Regions from separate parts of the Homo sapiens genome. Here region 1 is linked to region 2. A link is a loop called in an ENCODE intact Hi-C map of the cell type or tissue named here. Cell type or tissue: OCI-LY7. All regions are shown on one strand. Links, peaks and the distances in the headings refer to the core of each region. The heading gives the core; the rest is flanking DNA. Region 1 overlaps FOXN3 (forkhead box N3). Region 2 overlaps FOXN3 (forkhead box N3).

Region 1 (2,918 bases), core at 324-2,823, 76 kb before region 2:
AGGACGGGGGTTGGCAAATTATGAACCAAACTGTACTAGCTGGAAGCTAAGTATGGCTTTGACATTTGGTAATGGTCAGGGAAAAAAGAATCAAAAGAAGAATATTATTTCTTGACAAGTGAAAATTATATGAAATTCAAACTTCAATGCCATAAATAACATTTTATTGGGACACAACACACTCACTTGTTTATGTGTACGTCTATTTTGTGCTAAACAGTTACTACATGACCCTTCATAGAAAAAGTTTGCAGAAGCCTGAAGTGGAAGACAGAGTAGTGACATTTTAATCTTGAAAAAGAAATTGATTTTGGATTAACTTTAAACGCGACCAAAACAAAGCAAATAGGCCATGTCCCACCCAATGGCCTGAAACCTAGGTTGCTCTGAGTGTGTGTGTTACTCAGTGACTGTCCTACCAAAATTTCCAGAAAACAGTCCCTGTGGAACGCTAATCTAATTATTATTAAATGTAATAATCATTACTTGGAAGCTTTCTGATTTCACTAACCCAATCCTCTCTCCACCTCCACACACAAATTCAAAATGTTTTTCTTAAGATTGTTTCTCCTCTGTGTTACTAATGGAACAATCTGAGGCACTCATCAGACTGTCTATGTAAATCTACACCTTTTTTTAAGCTGAAATAATTCTGGTTATTAAAAACAAACATGGGTACTGTTTGTAGGTCTGAGAGGAATATGGAATCAATTATATATATGTGTGTAAATAAGGCCGCCCACCAGATAATGCTGGATGGCCGGTGAACTTTGCTAGAAAAGTGCTGATGCAGATGAAAATTTGGACAGGCTCTCGTGAAAGTCGGAAACACCAAAGGTCTCTTTGCTTTTGCTACCCTCTCTCCCTTCGGTTCTCCATTTACCGAGCCACAGTATTTCTTAAAGCTCGTTGGCAGCCTGCACCTCTGCTTATTCTTGGGAGACACGTGTTTGCATCCTATTACAACCCATAGTTTTTGCATAACCATGGTGAGAGGAACCATCCTTCCCAATCCCAACCTCAACCAAAGCTTAGAAAAAGTGCCATTCTTAACCTTTCAGAATCACTCATAAGTAAATCCTATAGCAGTCTCTGCTAATGCAAATTTCAATGTGTGCCCGATATAGGTAACTTTTGTACACTCTGCACCGACATAAAGAAAAGAACAAAGATCTTCAAGTTTTGTCAGTATTTGCATTTTTGGAAGAAGAGCATGAAAATAACATCAAAATGAAAAATTAGGCCGGGAGCAGTGGCTCACACCTGTAATCCCAGCACTTTGGGAGGCCGAGGTGGGCGGATCATCTGAGGTCAGGAGTTCAAGACCAGCCTGGGCAACATGGTGAAACCCTGTCTCTACCAAAAATACACAGTTTAGCCAGGCGTGGTGGCACCCGCCTATAATCCCAGCTACTCGGGAGGCTGAGGCACGAGAATCATTTGAACCTGGGAGGTGAGGCTTCAGTGAGCAGAGACTGTACCACTGCACTCCACCCTGGGTGCCAGAGTGAGACCCTGTTTCAAAACAAATGAACAAACAGACAAACAAAAAGAAGACAAATGAAAAAATTGTATATTTCTGTCCCTAATCCTGCAGGATGGAATTAGCTCTCCTAAAATGAGCTCGAATCTTCTGGAATTTGTTCGAGATGTCCCGCACCGTTCTGTGCAGATGCACGCACTTGCTGTGGCCACTATGGGTCTCCAGTCTACTCTGAAAATAATCCCACTGTCTTCAGGCTGTACCTGGGGAAAGGTGTCATTCTGTGAATGAAGATACCTGGTGAAGTTGCGGGTCTTTGGGAGCTCCTGGCCCACACTGTCCTTATAACGCCTGAACCCACATCCGTGGCCACATACTACGGGAAGAAGCAGAATCTGGCCCCAGAACTGGACACAAAACATAGGAGTTCAAGTAACCTATGGCCTAGTTGGCCTGGCTCAAAAAGAGAAGCTGAGTCATTCAGAGTCCCCAAGACTAGAATTAAATGAGTAGATTCTTTAAGGAGGAGGTAGAGAAAGGAGAAGCTGCTAGGAGGCCAGAAAGCAGCTGTGGCCTGAGCAGATGTAACACACTGTGAACAAATGGAAGGAGGCAGCGAAGGACAGGTAAGCACAGCAGGGGAGCCTGGTTCCTGCAGAGGCTAATGGAACCCAGGCAGAGGAGGACAGAGGAACAGGTATCTGAAGCCCCTGGGGACAGCTCTTGCAGCCTGAGGGGTCTCCTGTTCCAGGCACTAGTTCCCTTGAGGCCTGGCCGCACGGTGGTCTGGGGCCTGTGTATGGGATTTCCTTGATGACTATAAAACTGTCTCTTTGTTTGTTTTTTTATTTTTCCTTGTAGTAGTTTAAATGCTCTTTATATTCAGAAATCCAAACTACGATACACCAGGTTTGAGGGTCTCCCTTCAACATCACAGCTTACAGGCCATTCAATCTCTCCAGGGCCTCTCCTCCGTTAAGTGTGATGGCTGGACTTGGCGCACCCTGCAGCCACTTTGGATTAATATTCTAGGACCCCATTTCCAAGCCTCCAGGAGTTGCCACGTGCCACCACTTCTCTTTACCCATCGGAACACGAGATTGGGGTTAGGGGAGGTGTGTTCCAGGACTCACCCACAGTCACTCACTGGGCAGGCGCAGAGGGGCACCTGGAAACCAGGTCACCGCTGTTTCCATGACACGGGTGGCCTCTGGTATTAGAATTAAAAATTTATAAACAAGAAAATGGGGGAAGCAGATTTCACAGAAAAGTCTGTGCTTTAAGCAAAGAAAAAGGAATCTGAACACTTCGTTAACTGGGTATAACTAACCATTGGAGCAACAGCAAAACCAAGGCAGAGGCTGAGGGGGAGATGCACTTTAGCCCAGGGGGGTCTCTGGAGTCTGCTCTCTGCCCTCTGGGTGTGCGTTTTAAC
Region 2 (2,918 bases), core at 93-2,592:
CTCATCCATAAAATGGAACAATCATTGCCACTTTACAGAGTGTTGAGCTCTTTAGATAACATATGAAACCGCTTGGCAAAGAGGGGATGGTGTTTGAGGCACAGAAAACACAGACAAAAGCTTGGAGGTCTCCTTGATGATGACATGTACGTGAAAGGGACGGTGAAGAAACTCCCCAGCTGGAGGAAGTGCCCTCCTGGGTCCAAGACGGGAGAAGCAGTAGCAGGAGGCTCCCCAGCAGGGATCCACCCAACACCATTCCCTCGATACTCTATTGCTCAGAACACTCAAGCAGTTTTGTGTTTGGAGCACAGTTTTGGGTGGTGTTTTTTTTTTTTTTTTTTTTTTTTTCCTTTTTTGGCTAGAGTCAGTACCATCTGTGAATTACACTGCGGTAGCCAGGTTTTTTGATAATTTGAATAAGACCTCAGGGAGTCTGAACTAAACATATGTCCCTCAAAAATATAAAGTAATTCATATGCTTTCATCTATTAATTGGGAAAATGAGCTTTTATCAATGTCTAAATGTTCACGAACAGGCAGAGAAATGTCAGGTTCTACCACATGTGACACGGCAAAAAAGACATCTTCCAATGCATGAGGCTTCTCCAGGCAGACATGAAGAGGGACACACTAGCCTGATAGAGCAGGCAAAATGACGACAAAAATCAGAGGTGAGTGTATTGCACCAAATTAGGTTGGTGCAAAAATAATTGCAGTTTTTGCCATTACTTTCAATAGTTTCCCAGAGCTGCCATCACAAATTAACACAAACTTGGTGGCTTAAATCAACAGAAATTCTCTCACAGACCAGAAGTGTGAAATCAAGGAGCCGACAGGACCTGGGGAACATCCTTCCTTGCCTCCTCCTGGCTTCTGGCGGCCCCCGGCCGATCTTGGCACTCCCTGGCTCACCCCTGCATTGGTCCAGTCTCTTCCTGTGTCATCTTCCCCACGTATCTGTTTCCTTTCCTCTCCTCTCCTCTCCTCGTAAGGGACGCTAGTCAATGACTTCAGAGCCCACTCAAATCCATTCTGACCTCATCTTAACCAATTACATCTGCAAAAACCCTATTTTTATTTTTATGTATTCATTTTTTTTTTTGAGAAGAGTCTTGCTCTGTCGCCCAGGGTGGAGTGCAATGGTGCGATCTCAGCTGACTGCAAACTCTGCCTCCCAGGTTCAAGCAATTTTTGTGCCTCGGCCTCCCGAGTAGCTGGAATTACAGGTGCCCACCACCATGCCCAGCTAAAAAAAAAATGCTATTTTAAAATAATTAGGTCACTAAATAAGACTCCAGGTGGACATGAATTTGGTGGGGGGGGACATTTCAGCCCACTACAGTGATAACAGAGAACATCAGGGGATATGCTACAATCATTAGAGCTGAAAGAACCTCAAAGGTAACCTTTTCCACAGATGTTAAACAGACTTCTTCTCTGATGCCAGCCCCAAGGGACTGGTGGTGGCTTCTGAGAATGGTGCTCACAGAAGCAGCTGAGGATGACAGCTGTGGCCAGCGATGGATGGCTGCCCTGGGCGTGGCATGTGGGAGAGGAGATCAACTCCTCACCTCTGCGCCCACCAGCCTGCTTCACTGTGCTCACTTTGCAGATATAGAAACTAAGCCTGTGAAATGCTGAAGTGATAGTTCTACTTAGTGGAAGAATCAGGACCAGAACCCAAGTCTCCTGAGTCTGCATCTGACAACCAGCTCTTCTAATACGTACCAGGAACATACAATTCTGAGTCACAGACAAGCTACTTACTATGGGCAGACACTAAAAAACAACTAATGACTTTCATTCATATAACATGGTTTCATCCACTTGGAAAACTGTTTTTGTAATCTAGATTAAAAAAAACTTCCTTTCTTCAACAAACATCAGCCCCACACCTACCACAATACCAGGAATGAGTCCTAGGAATACCTCATCTAGTTGTAAAAATATATATATAAAGCAATACAGAGATGCAGAGATAAAAATAAGCCCTGTCTTATGGTTCCACTGAGAAGAGGGACATGACCCAGCCTGAGCAGGGAGAATCATGGCAGACTTCTTGGAGGCGATGATGGCTGTCAAAGTCTACAGGATGAACAGGCCTTAGCTAGGGGCAGAGAAGGATAAGGTCATGACTAATGGCAGGAACAACAGCCTTGATGGCTCTCTGAACTGGAGCTAAGGTTGCTGTACGTGTTGTAAATTACATGGTTTTATATCCCATGGAGAAACAGCCTTACAATGAAATCTTTTTATAAACTTGCACCTGGAGATTATGTCTCTCCCCTAAGTCGGCATCTTACCAGGGAAGGAGAATTATGGAATCTGCCGAGTTTCCATTTTTGCCTTGGCTGTCAGGCACTCAATCACAACAAATATATTAGGTCAAGAATTTGGAATATTTGCTTTCCCCTCTCTCTACTGCATTTGTCTATTTTCAATTTTTACCTTAGCGACCTGATTGTGACCTATATGTCTTATGGCAAGCCCTATGAAAAGGAAGTGGGGTATAAATTATAAATGTGCCAATAAAGAATACTGGCTAATACCTACATAAACATGCTAATAAAGAATATTGGCCAATATCTATAGAGAGGGTCCGGGAGGTCTAAAATCTATAACCCTATCACCTTGAGCCTAAGTTAAGATGCCACATGGCCCATCTTTTTCAAAAGTCCAAACCCATCAACTTCAGAGAGGAAAAGGCTTAATTAATTATAGGTAAAGCCATCCGTGTCCTGAGGCAGATGAGACCAATTTCTCTCTGAATAACAAAAGCTGAGGCAAACATTTAAAAAAAAAAAAAAAAAAAAAAGGAGGGCTGGGTGCCATGGTTCACGCCTGTAATCCCAGCAGTTTGGGAGGCAGAGGCAGATGGATCACCTGAGGTCGGGAGTTCAAGGCCAGCCTGACCA

The links. A loop is a pair of places that touch in the nucleus more often than their neighbours do. Peaks named below come from ENCODE experiments on the same cell type or tissue, not always from the same donor. Only the 100,000 strongest peaks of a DNase experiment are listed, where the experiment ranks them.
Region 1: it touches region 2 in a loop (6-fold over the local background); 7 of 110 quality-filtered maps call a loop at or near these places.

The regions. Positions count from the first base shown.
Region 1 is chr14:89,306,742-89,309,659 of GRCh38, forward strand. The region is part of intron 3 of FOXN3 (forkhead box N3); the gene reads right to left. Among named protein-coding and RNA genes, the nearest start is that of FOXN3-AS3, 42 kb to the right of the region's middle. RefSeq lists enhancers at 1,710-2,089, 2,151-2,651, 2,220-2,269, 2,652-2,918. In OCI-LY7, for the core only: a CTCF peak has its summit at 1,682; DNase peaks (open chromatin) are centred at 950, 1,690 and 2,050; H3K4me3 peaks cover 2,500 bases; H3K27ac peaks cover 2,500 bases.
Region 2 is chr14:89,382,704-89,385,621 of GRCh38, forward strand. All of the region lies in intron 2 of FOXN3 (forkhead box N3), which reads right to left. Among named protein-coding and RNA genes, the nearest start is that of FOXN3, 33 kb to the right of the region's middle. RefSeq lists enhancers at 1,069-1,188, 1,249-1,418, 1,429-1,628. In OCI-LY7, for the core only: no CTCF peak of the experiment used is centred there; DNase peaks (open chromatin) are centred at 978 and 1,478; H3K4me3 peaks cover 2,500 bases; H3K27ac peaks cover 2,500 bases.